Linked DNA regions of Mus musculus: region 1 is linked to region 2. A link is a contact called in ENCODE Hi-C or POLR2A ChIA-PET data. All regions are on one chromosome and are shown on one strand. The core of a region is the stretch at or near the end of the contact, and the rest is flanking DNA. Distances in the headings are between cores, read along the strand shown. Region 1 holds the start of Mroh4 (maestro heat-like repeat family member 4). Region 2 overlaps Adgrb1 (adhesion G protein-coupled receptor B1).

The links. A loop is a pair of places that touch in the nucleus more often than their neighbours do. ChIA-PET counts read pairs that join two places held with the same protein, here RNA polymerase II (POLR2A).
Region 1: a loop to region 2 is called in a map of left cerebral cortex, with 2.2 times the contacts of the local background. The contact joins the promoter of Mroh4 here to the enhancer-like site in region 2. A Hi-C loop is called at or near these places in 1 of 37 maps with a recorded cell type or tissue (left cerebral cortex). POLR2A ChIA-PET finds 5 or more read pairs at or near these places in 4 of 5 experiments (Patski and embryonic stem cell).

The regions. Positions count from the first base shown.
Region 1 is chr15:74,635,009-74,640,165 of GRCm38, forward strand. It overlaps Mroh4 (maestro heat-like repeat family member 4), which reads right to left and starts at 1,310. Exons shown (of 27, transcript NM_001177437.1): 1 at 1,208-1,310; 2 at 510-599.
Region 2 is chr15:74,586,986-74,592,343 of GRCm38, forward strand. It overlaps Adgrb1 (adhesion G protein-coupled receptor B1), which reads left to right. Exons shown (of 31, transcript NM_174991.3): 28 at 1-472; 29 at 1,122-1,157; 30 at 1,319-1,426; 31 at 1,702-2,479. The coding sequence ends at 1,899. Among named protein-coding and RNA genes, the nearest start is that of Mroh4, 47 kb to the right of the region's middle. Within about 2 kb of position 2,052, at least 1 of the 3 ENCODE cell types and tissues checked has a DNase peak (open chromatin) inside an H3K27ac peak, as active enhancers do; it is left cerebral cortex, where a contact is called at or near this core.

The sequences.
Region 1 (5,157 bases), core at 60-2,559, 47 kb after region 2:
CCACTGGTCAACTTGCACCTGTGTAGGTCATTTGCTGTCAAAGACTCTCTTATCCTGGGGCATCATGGTCTGCTTGTCCTAGACTCCCACTTTCAGGAATTTAGTCCAAGGATTAAAAAGTAGAAATGCCCAAAAAATCACTGTTCACCGATTCTTCCTAGGTCTTAAATAGCCACAGGGTCAAAGAGAGACACTCGGTGGGCAGTGCTGGAAACCTGCTCCCAAAATGTCGACTGATCACACGGATGTTGTCTGGCTCAGGGACAAAGACCCAGAATTTTAATTTAAGATCCACTTTCCCAATATATTGTGATTCCAGACTTTCATGGGGGACAGTGCAAAGGAGCCTATTTTACTACTGTCAGGAAAACAAAACAACAAAAAAAATGCTACTTAAAATTTAAAAAGCCGTGAGGTTTTGTTTGTTTGTTTGGTTGGTTGTTTGGTTGGTTGGTTGGTTGGTTGGTTGGTTGGTTTTTGAAAGGCAAGCAGAAGATGTAAAACCATACCTCTGGCTTTGGGGCTGGAAACTGAGAGACAGGATCTGGTCCAGGGCTCTGCTAGCACCTGAAGTCTTGAGCCTGGTGGCCTTGGGCAGCCTGAGAAGAAGGGAGGCAATGTGACTGGGGGCTGTTTGTGCCTAGCCAAGGGTAAAGTTGAAAACTTTGGGCCCTGCCTGCATCAAGATTCAAGGAAGGGAGAAAGGAGGCTAGAGTTAGCCAAGAGTAGAGGAGCGCTCTTGGGACTCCCAACAGCTCCCTGGAGGGAAAAAGAGACTTTGCAGGAGACTCTGCTTCCACTAGGTGTGTCTCCCCTCCTTCCCCTGCCTCCCACCCCATTCCTAAGGAGAAGTTTATTGAGATTCTCATTGTTGCCTGGCAATCCAGAGAGTGCCCTCGACTGGGGAGAGACAGCAGAAGAGTATAAAATAAGGCAGCTGTACAGAACCAGATGACCTAGAGGGTTAAGAAAGAAGAGGGAGAGGGTATTTCTCATCCTTCAGGGTGTGGGAATATCCACTCAGGATCCTGCCATCTACTATTGAAGCTTCTGAAGGAAACCCCCCCCACACACACACACACACACATTGTGAGATCTGGTTGTCTGGGGGCAGGGGACAGACTCGAAAGGTTCCCTGAGATGACAAAATCTCGACTAGTCCCCAGTTGGGGCTTAATTAAGGCAAAATGCCTCCTCAAAGACAGACCTGTCTTTGAGTTACTATCCCCAAGGCTCAGTGGGGATTGTGCCCCCAAGAAATCCAACCAGAAGCCCCCAAAGGCTTGAGTGACAAGTTCCCAACAGCCACTGGGTGTTTGGGAGGTCAGGAGGGAACCTCAGCCCTGAGGATTCCATCCTAACCGACACTGAGGGCAGTTGAGGAGCAATGGAAATCAGACAGGGGCAAGACACATTATCTGTGTCAGTGTCATCTGAAAAACAGTAAGGGCTACTGGGAATAGTCCCAGAGGAGCTCTAAGGGGGGCTCCTTTTGTAAAACCTCTGCCCCATCTGACAGTCTCAAGAATAGACTTTGTCCCCCTAGGAGGCTTGAACATGTACAGCTGCTTGACAGAGCCTGCTTCATGGTTTAGATGGCCTGGGGGGACCCTACCTAGAGCCCCTGTAATATCTGCAGCTCTGCTACTGGCTTGCTCCTCCAAGTCTGACTTGAGGACCTGATGGCCAAAGAAGGAACACTGTCCAGGTGGTCTTGGGACATATAATCACTGTGGTTACCCCAGGGCATTTGGACTAGTCTACTCTTCGGTCTGCAATGCCCCTCAGAATGACAGTTGGAAGGGGTGTGGCTAAGCCAACTGCCACTCGAAGATCTGAAAGATCACCAGTAACCCCCACCCCAGTGTACAGACAACAGCTATGCAGGCTGATGGAAGAAAGGTTAGCTGTCTTCGAGAAAAACAGCCCCTCGTAGTCCCTGGCCCTGCTCTCGCTGGGCCTCGGGATCAATCTGTGATCTGGAGCTGGCTTCAGCACAGGCCTGGCTCCTGTCCAGCAACCTTGCTTCAATAGGTGTGATAGAGAACCCATCAGTGGCGAGGTTTTTGATTGCTTATTTTTCGTTTCTTTAATGAGGGATACTGAGTCCCTGAGTGTGCTTCTGGAACTCAGGGCCCGTTCACAGCTAGGCTTTGGGGACTTTGGCAGGAATCCTGATGAACAAGTTTGACTCTCCATGAGTTGAGATAGACAAAAGCTGGCAGGTGGAAGCCTTGTAGGAAGGAAGACGGGGTCTTTCTGGATGCAAAGCTACCTACCCCTGGGAGAACAAGAGGCAGGCCCCACTCTGCTGAAGCAGGTCAAGCTACCATTGTGAAGGGCTGAGGTACAGCCATCTGTTGTCCAGAGAGAGAGAGACAGAAAGACAGAGAGAGTCCACTCTCTGAGAAGAGCTGGGGTCTAGGGCTTGGTTCTAGTCTCAGGTCCCCAGCAAAACCTCTGAATGAGAAACTCCAGGGTAGTTGCTATGACTGCCTTAGGCCCTCTTGACTTACTTCCTCTGCAGAAAAACCCCCTGAAGCTGTCTCTGCACACTGCACACTGTCCCTTCCCTGAGACATTTTGGGCTTTCCTTCCTGAGGGATATAGACCTTCCTTCCGAACCTACTTCCTGTGGTGCAAGGGAACTGCTCGGGGGATAACTGTTGAACATGTCAAGTGCCTACATAGCATGAGATAAGTTTGATTTTTAGGGAACATGCCAGTTTGTACCCCAAGACATGATTTCTCATCTCCATCTAAGAAAAGTAGTAGGCAGCAAAGGGCGCAAGGCCTATAGCAGAACTTTTACAAGAGTTACTGGGGGCCCCATAGCCCTGGTTGAAACCAGGTTGAATTTGGGGGGAGATTTTTTTTTAACTGTCTCAAATCTCCATGGAGAGTAGAGTCTCCTATATCGCAGATCCAAATTGCCTCCCGTAAAACTTCTATGATGCCAGTCAGGATTTGACCTGACACACCAACATGAAAATATTGTGGTGTATTTTCTGGCACACCTCCCCTCCCCTACTCTCCAAAAGGGGATGGGGAGAGCCAGAAACTCTAACCAAAACTTCGGGAGACCTGGGGTCTGGGGAGTAGCTTGAAATAGAACCTCATTTTACTTGTGAGACCATAACAGTGGCTGCAACCTTTTAATGAGGGGTTGTGTTAAGAATATTCCTCCTGTCCGGACAGACAGAGGGCCTTCCTAGACTGTTTAGTCACTGCACCTTCTTTGAGCCCTGCTTTTGAGAACTGACATTAACACATCCTTAGAGCCACAGTAGCATTGAGCATATGGGTAGCTAGCTTGGGTATCTGGTTCAACTTCTTCCCACACACCCAACAGCCCACAGATTCCCCTAAACTTGAAACTTTATTTGTCTACCACAGAGGGTCCCCCCCATACTGTTTTTAATGGAGAGTCACCTAGGCTCAGGTCTGTGGAGGTTGTGTTTGAGGTCAGGGCCACTGGGCAGCCATTTTTTCTTAATTTTGTTTTGAGCACCTAGGAATTAGCTACAAGGGGGGGGGGTGTGTTTACTAGAAAAGACTTATGCCTTCCCCTCTAGCCCCTCCTGCCTTGGTCTTTTATTTTCTTCTTGTGCCTTTCAAACTGGAGCACATGTCAGCCTATTGCTGTCCTAACTTCTGAAAGAGTGTAGTGACAACCTGAGACATGTACATGTTTTACTCAAAAGACCTAATTATTGAAGTTGTCGATACATCCAGTACCAACAACTGAGCACACAGAACTACCATGGAGACTGGAAACATGTTCCTCAGAGGCCGGGAGTCAGCAGTGCAGTCTTCGCTGAGTTTTTCTAGTTAGATCTTTTGGCCCCGGGGGCACAGGGTTCGCCACACCCTATGCATAGTCTCCAAGGTTGTGCAGGAGTGAGTGCCACTGTTAATGTAGCAATGGATTGTTTTTTAAACACCTAGACTCTAACGCTGAGACTTCTTAATCTTGGACCATGCCTTTTCTCTTTCTTTCAAAACTGAAGTCAAAGATAGCTTTGAGCCTGACTGATCAGTTGGCCATATAGATCATACTGGAAAAGGAAGCAGGCTTTGCGAATTGGGAGAGCAAGGGTTCGAGGCTTACACTTAACAGATACAGGATGCCTCTTTGTCAGGCATCCCTAAACAGACAAACAGACTTGAGTCAGACCAGTCGGTGTGCTGACCGGGTACCAGCCATTTTCATTTGGCCAAACCAGCAAGCATTGCCAGGGCTTCCAGTCCTGTAAACCGCTCTTCTCCACCCCTTTCCAGCCTCCCTCTCCCCACAGTACCAGACTCAATATGACAAGTAGAATCTGTCCCCAAACTATGTCAAGGAGAAGGCATCACTACTTGTCTTACAGGCATCCCCAAGCAAAGGCAGACCTGGTCTCTGGGTCAGCAGCAGGCAGGTGTCAGCACTACCTCTCAGACAGGGAAAAGATGATGCGCTCTCAGATGAAAGGTCCCATCTGGGCCATTAGTGATTTGTAATAAGGACTCAAGGAGACTGTTTCTTGGTGCAGATGAAGAACCGAACAGTAAAAGCAGATGCCATGGAAAGATGATCAGCAGAAAGTGATAACCAGAGGTGGACTGGTCCTTTCCAGGTGCCATCAAACCTATTTGATTCTCTGTACCTGCCATGTTGCAAAAGTGAGGCCCAAGCTGCTCCCTGCCTGGAGAGCTCAGTGTGTTAGAATGAAATTCGCTTGTGGTATTATCTAATGGACCATCAGCTCTGTGGAAATTTTGTTGAAAAAAAATGAGCACCCCAGAGTTGACACTAAAGAGCGTGCAGCCTGCAGCATGCTTTCACAGACCACCTCTATTGCTAAGGGGCTGGGATGGGGGCTCATCAGAAGGTCTTCTGCTGGCTGCCAAATCCCTCTATGTCACTGCCTGGGGCAGAGTCTCAGGAGTCCACTCTGCTTCCTAGCGAGGGATACAGGTGCAGTGTGGGAGTCTGATGCTTTGTCCCTACAACACTTGGCCAAGCAAGGGAGGAAGATTTATTTTGGCTCATAGATTCAATTGTTTTATCCCATGGACAACCGACTCCATTGCTTAGCGTGGGAGATGGATGAAGCTACTTACTCCCTAATGGCCAGGAAGCAGAACAATAATATATTTTCCCAATAAACTACT
Region 2 (5,358 bases), core at 802-3,301:
CCCCAAGTCCTCTTTTATTGGCGATGGGGACATCTTTAAGAAACTGGACTCCGAGCTGAGCCGAGCCCAGGAGAAGGCTCTGGACACGAGCTACGTGATCCTGCCCACGGCCACGGCCACACTCCGGCCCAAACCCAAGGAGGAACCCAAATACAGCATCAACATTGACCAGATGCCCCAAACCCGCCTCATCCACCTTAGCATGGCACCTGATGCCAGCTTCCCTACCCGAAGCCCACCTGCCCGTGAGCCCCCAGGTGGTGCACCCCCTGAGGTGCCCCCTGTCCAGCCCCCACCACCGCCACCTCCACCACCCCCTCCACCCCAACAGCCCATACCCCCACCACCCACCCTGGAGCCTGCACCTCCCAGCCTGGGGGACACGGGGGAGCCTGCGGCCCACCCGGGACCCAGTTCAGGTGCTGGGGCCAAGAATGAGAACGTGGCCACCTTGTCAGTGAGCTCTCTGGAGGTGAGAATGGTTTAGAGTCTGCCAAGGCAGAGATGGGTGGAACCCCAGCCAAGGGCTGGTACTTCCCTGCCCTGTGGGCTCTGGGTATGTCAGAAGTGGGTAAGGCTAGCCCAGGGACAGGATCTTTTCACACAACAGTCTGTGGTTAGCCTAGTGCTTTGTATTCCCCCCGTACTTTATTCAGCCTTTAGGACAAGGGGCAGAGGCTAGGATGGCACCCTTAGGGAGCCCCTGCCCCACACTAGGATGTGCCACCATCTAGCCTTCTACCTGTTAGGTGCAGCCAGCACTGAGTTCACTGTTGGGGGTCCAACCATGTGACCTGTGTGGCCTGCCTGAGCTCGACACTGCAGAGGGAGAGCAAGGGCAAACAGGCCTGGAGCAGGGGTGGGAGTCCTCACTGCTCACAGAGACCCCATCCTTATTCCATCATTGTCAAGGGTTTCCCTTCAGTCTCAGCAGCCCCTCCAAACCCAGAGCTGGGGCTGGTCCCTAGGGAACAGGCAACCTGGGTACTTGGTGCACCCTCAGCATGTCCCCTGAAGGCAGGCTGGTGTCTCCCCAGTTGTTGGGCCAGAGGGCCTGGACTTGTGGTCTAGGAAGTTTTAGGGAACACATTGCCCATGCACACAACCCCTTTCTCCTGCAGCGGCGGAAATCACGGTATGCAGAACTGGACTTTGAGGTAAGTGCAGGGGCCTCTCTCTGACCAGAGAGGCTGGGTACTAGGGCCATTTCAGCAATGGGAATTGGAGAGGGGCTCAAGGCAGGGGCCAACAGCAGGTGGGACGAAGGGGTGGCTGTGGATGCCCATCCGGGCTCAGGACTCCTGGCCCCAACCCACAGAAGATCATGCACACACGGAAGCGACACCAAGACATGTTCCAGGACCTGAACCGGAAGCTGCAGCATGCGGCTGAGAAGGAGAAGGAGGTGCCAGGCGCAGACAGCAAGGTCAGAAGCACGGGCTCTGCTCCAGTCACATTCCCTGGGCTAGCTGTCCCTTCTCAGATGTGCAAAGGGCAGGGCAGGAGGATCCTGAGCCTGGCTCTGTCTGGCAGGTTCCAGAGTGTCCTTCCCCACAGCACTGACCCCATCATGGAAACTGCAGCTACTGCCTGGATTCGGGCTGTGGGATGCGTGGGTTGCTGTTCTCTCTGGGAATCCCTTCCTAAGAGCCCTTCTCTCTCTTCCTCCTCTGCTCCGACTACACCGCTGGCCTTGAGTAGCCAGAGAAGCAGCAGACTCCCAACAAGAGGGCCTGGGAGAGCCTCCGCAAGCCCCACGGGACGCCTGCCTGGGTAAAAAAGGAGCTGGAGCCACTGCCCCCGTCTCCACTGGAGCTGCGGAGCGTAGAGTGGGAGAAGGCGGGTGCCACCATCCCACTGGTTGGCCAGGACATCATTGACCTCCAGACCGAGGTCTGAGCGGGCGGGCCGTGGCCCCACACCGGGCCAGGAGGTGGGATGCTGCTCTGCCCGCTCCGCCATAGGACGGGCACAGACGCGCTCGCGGTGGCGGGCCGGGTCCAGCCCCGGCCTCAGGGCGCTCAGAGGCGGCCAGGCAGAGGGCCCGCGGTGCTGGGACCAGAGCCAGACACAGGACAGGAGGTGGCATGGCCGGCGGGCACAGGGATCCAGAGGCCAGATGGTGCCTCAGACTCAGCCCTCCTTGGGCAAGCCCGGGCAGGCAGGCAGGCGAGCTGCTGTGAACACGGACAGGCCTGGTGTGGCCAGCGTCCCCAGGATGCCCACTTCAGCCACCACTGCAGAGGACTGCCTGTGGCCCACCAGCCTGGCTCCGATTTTTAGACACCCCTACCCCTTGGGAAGCAGCCAGACCCCCCACTCCCTTCCAGGACCCTGGGCCCCTCTCAGACCCAGGCAGAGAGCATGGTCCTGACCCAGCCCCCCCGGGACAGGACTGAGATCACTCTGGAAAGAAGCGGGGTGGGGAATCTATTTTTTCTCTCCTTTTCTTTTCTTCAATAAAAAGAATTAAAAACCCAGCTTTGTAGTCTTTTTTTTTTTTCCTGAAGCAGCATGGTTCTATTTCAGTGGTAGGGAGGCAACTCCTGTCCTGTCCTGTCCTGTCCTGTCCTGTCCTGTCCTGTCCTGCCCTGGGTGCCTGCCCTCCATATGGTCCTCTGAGGCGGGACTTAATTTGACTCATTGGACCCCTGAGTCACCTGGGAAGGACAGAGTTAACAGGTAGCAATTGTAAAACAACTTGAAATAGTGAAAGAAAAGAAACAAAATATGGGTTGTAGCTGGGTTCTAGCAGCCCCCCTGGGCCCATCTTGAACAGGCCTGCCCTACTACTTTGTAAGGCCCAGTACTGGTTCCCTTTTTCCTGTCCCCAGACCATGGTGGTCCTATGGTCAGACTACCTAACAAATCAACCAGATGCCTGCAACCCCAGCTTCAGCATTCTTGCATTTCCCAGAGCTTCCAGCAGGGGGCAGCCTAAGCCACTCAAGGAGTCTGGTTGGGAAGCTAGGAGAGGAGGTCCCTCCTTTCCCAAACACTGGGACTGCACAAGCCTGGACCTCTGCAGGCAGAACCCTTTAGACCCCAGTATGAACTGGAATCCAGATGCAGACCATTGGCCCTGAGGGACACGTGAAGCCCACAGAACCCCAACAAAGTACTAAGAGCTAGAAAAGGAGTCCAGCCCCATATAGGTTCCTTTTATACCCTCACCCAAATCTTCTCCCTTCCTTCCTTCACTGTGTCTTTGACATGCCACCCCCTCCCCAGCATCCTTTTTCACAGCAGAGACAGGCTAGGGATAGTGCTTGTTGGTATAGTGACCACAGTGAGCTCAGGTAACTGTGATGGCCAGGCACACCCCTAGGTGCACACACACGGGTGGGTGAATGGTAAGTGAGGAGGGACAAGTCCATAGATGGCCAGAGAAGGGCATGCAGAGCCCAGGATAGACCCTAGCTAGCTACAGACTACAAACAACAAAGCAAACACCCCACCAATGCTTCGGTGAGATTTGGCAACAAAATAAGACCCAGCCTAGACCATGCCATGGCTAGTGTGAACCAAGTATGCACGGGTGCATATGTCCCGCAATGGAAGGCTTCTAAGCCTCGTCACAGCGCCTACCACAGGTCACGTGAAGAATCGCTATCATAATGCACCTGCAGTCTGTGCACAAAAGCTCTGCCTTCCAGGACTGGAGAGCTTCCTATGAGTTGAGTGGCCTCACCCCTGGCTATTACAAAATGAAAGAAGCTGAGAGGGTCTATTGGTACAGGTAGAGAAAGCCCTGGGGTCCCAGCACTCTGCCTATGCAGGCAGCATGTGAATGTGGGCCAGGTCTCGGTCTTGAGGGCTGAACCCTGCTCAGACTTACCACTGTCCTCATACTGTCTTCATGCAGTGACCAAGCATCCATAGCCAGCTCTGTAAGCTGCCTGTCCCTGTCTGTCCTCTCCACCTGCAACAACACACAAAGCAGCATAGAGTACCCTAGCCCCTCATACCGGCCATGTGAAGGGAGAGACTCAACTGCTGGAGTCAAAGCTCTGTAAAATGCAGTGTGTGTCTAGAGGCAGCTCTCCCTGCCAACCCCCACTGCAGGCCCTCCCTCTGGAGGGATATTTGTGCTAGGAGTCCTGGCTCCTCTTCCTCCTCCTAGAGAGACCCATAACGGAAATTGCTATCTACTTTTGGCACAGGAAGCTGGCCAGCAAAGGCTGTACTTCATCAGCACCCTGAGCCTTGCTCCAGTGGGCCCCACTCCAGCAGGCTCCATATACATTCCAAAGGGGAGTCCATACCGAGTGTCGCCTTGGCCCAGAACCCTTGTAGGGACAGGAGCCTTTCCATGGATTGCTGTCAGGTCTCTTTGCTCTGGCTCAGTGTTTTGGAGTACTGTTCTTCTAACACCTGGCAAGCAGGGTCATGATCCCATCTGTCTTCGTTAGGGTTTTACTTGCTATGAACAGACACCATGACCTGTCTTAGTCAGGGTTTCTATTCCTGCACAAACATCATGACCAAGAAGCAAGTTTGGGGAGGAAAGGGTTTATTCAGCTTATACTTCTATACTGCTGTTCATCACCAAAGGAAGTCAGGACAGGAACTCAATCAGATCAGGAAGCAGGAGCTGATGCAGAGGCCATGGAGGGATGTTACTTACTGGCTTGCTTCCCCTGACTTGCTCAGCTTGCTCTCTTATAGAACCCAAGACTACCAGCCCAGAGATGGTCCCACCCACACGGGACCCTCCCCACCTTGATCACCAACCTAGAAAATGCCCCACAGCCGGATCTCATAGAGGCACTTCCCCCACAGTTCTCTGTGATAACTCCAGCCTGTGTCAAGTTGACACGCAAAACCAGCCAGTACATGACCAAAACAACTTTTATAAGAACAACATTTAATTGGGGCTGGCTTACAGGTTCAGAGGTTCAGTTCATTATCATCAAGTCGAGAACACGGCAGCATCCAGGTAGGATGAGCTGAGAGTTCTACATCTTCATCTGAAGGTGGAATATTCCAGACAGCTAGGATGAGGGTCTTATAGCCCACACCCAGTGACACATCCACTCCAACAGGGCCAAACCTTCTAATAGCGCCACTCCCTGGGTGGAGCATATACAAACCATCACACTGTCTAGAGTGAAGAACCAGACTCAGGGTAACTAGAGGATGCTGCTGGTATGCTACAGGTCAGAAAGGGCTTTGCCTGCAATTCAGCTCTCCTGGCACCAGTTCCTGGATGCTCCCCCAATGAGCCTCTTTCCTAAGGGCACCAACACTATCCTTAGCTGCTGCTACCATCACAAGGCACTCTTTTCCTTTGGAGCCTCAGATGGCTGGGCCTCCAGAGAGATCTTCCTGGGTCTTCCTTGTGTGATTTGGCTGTCC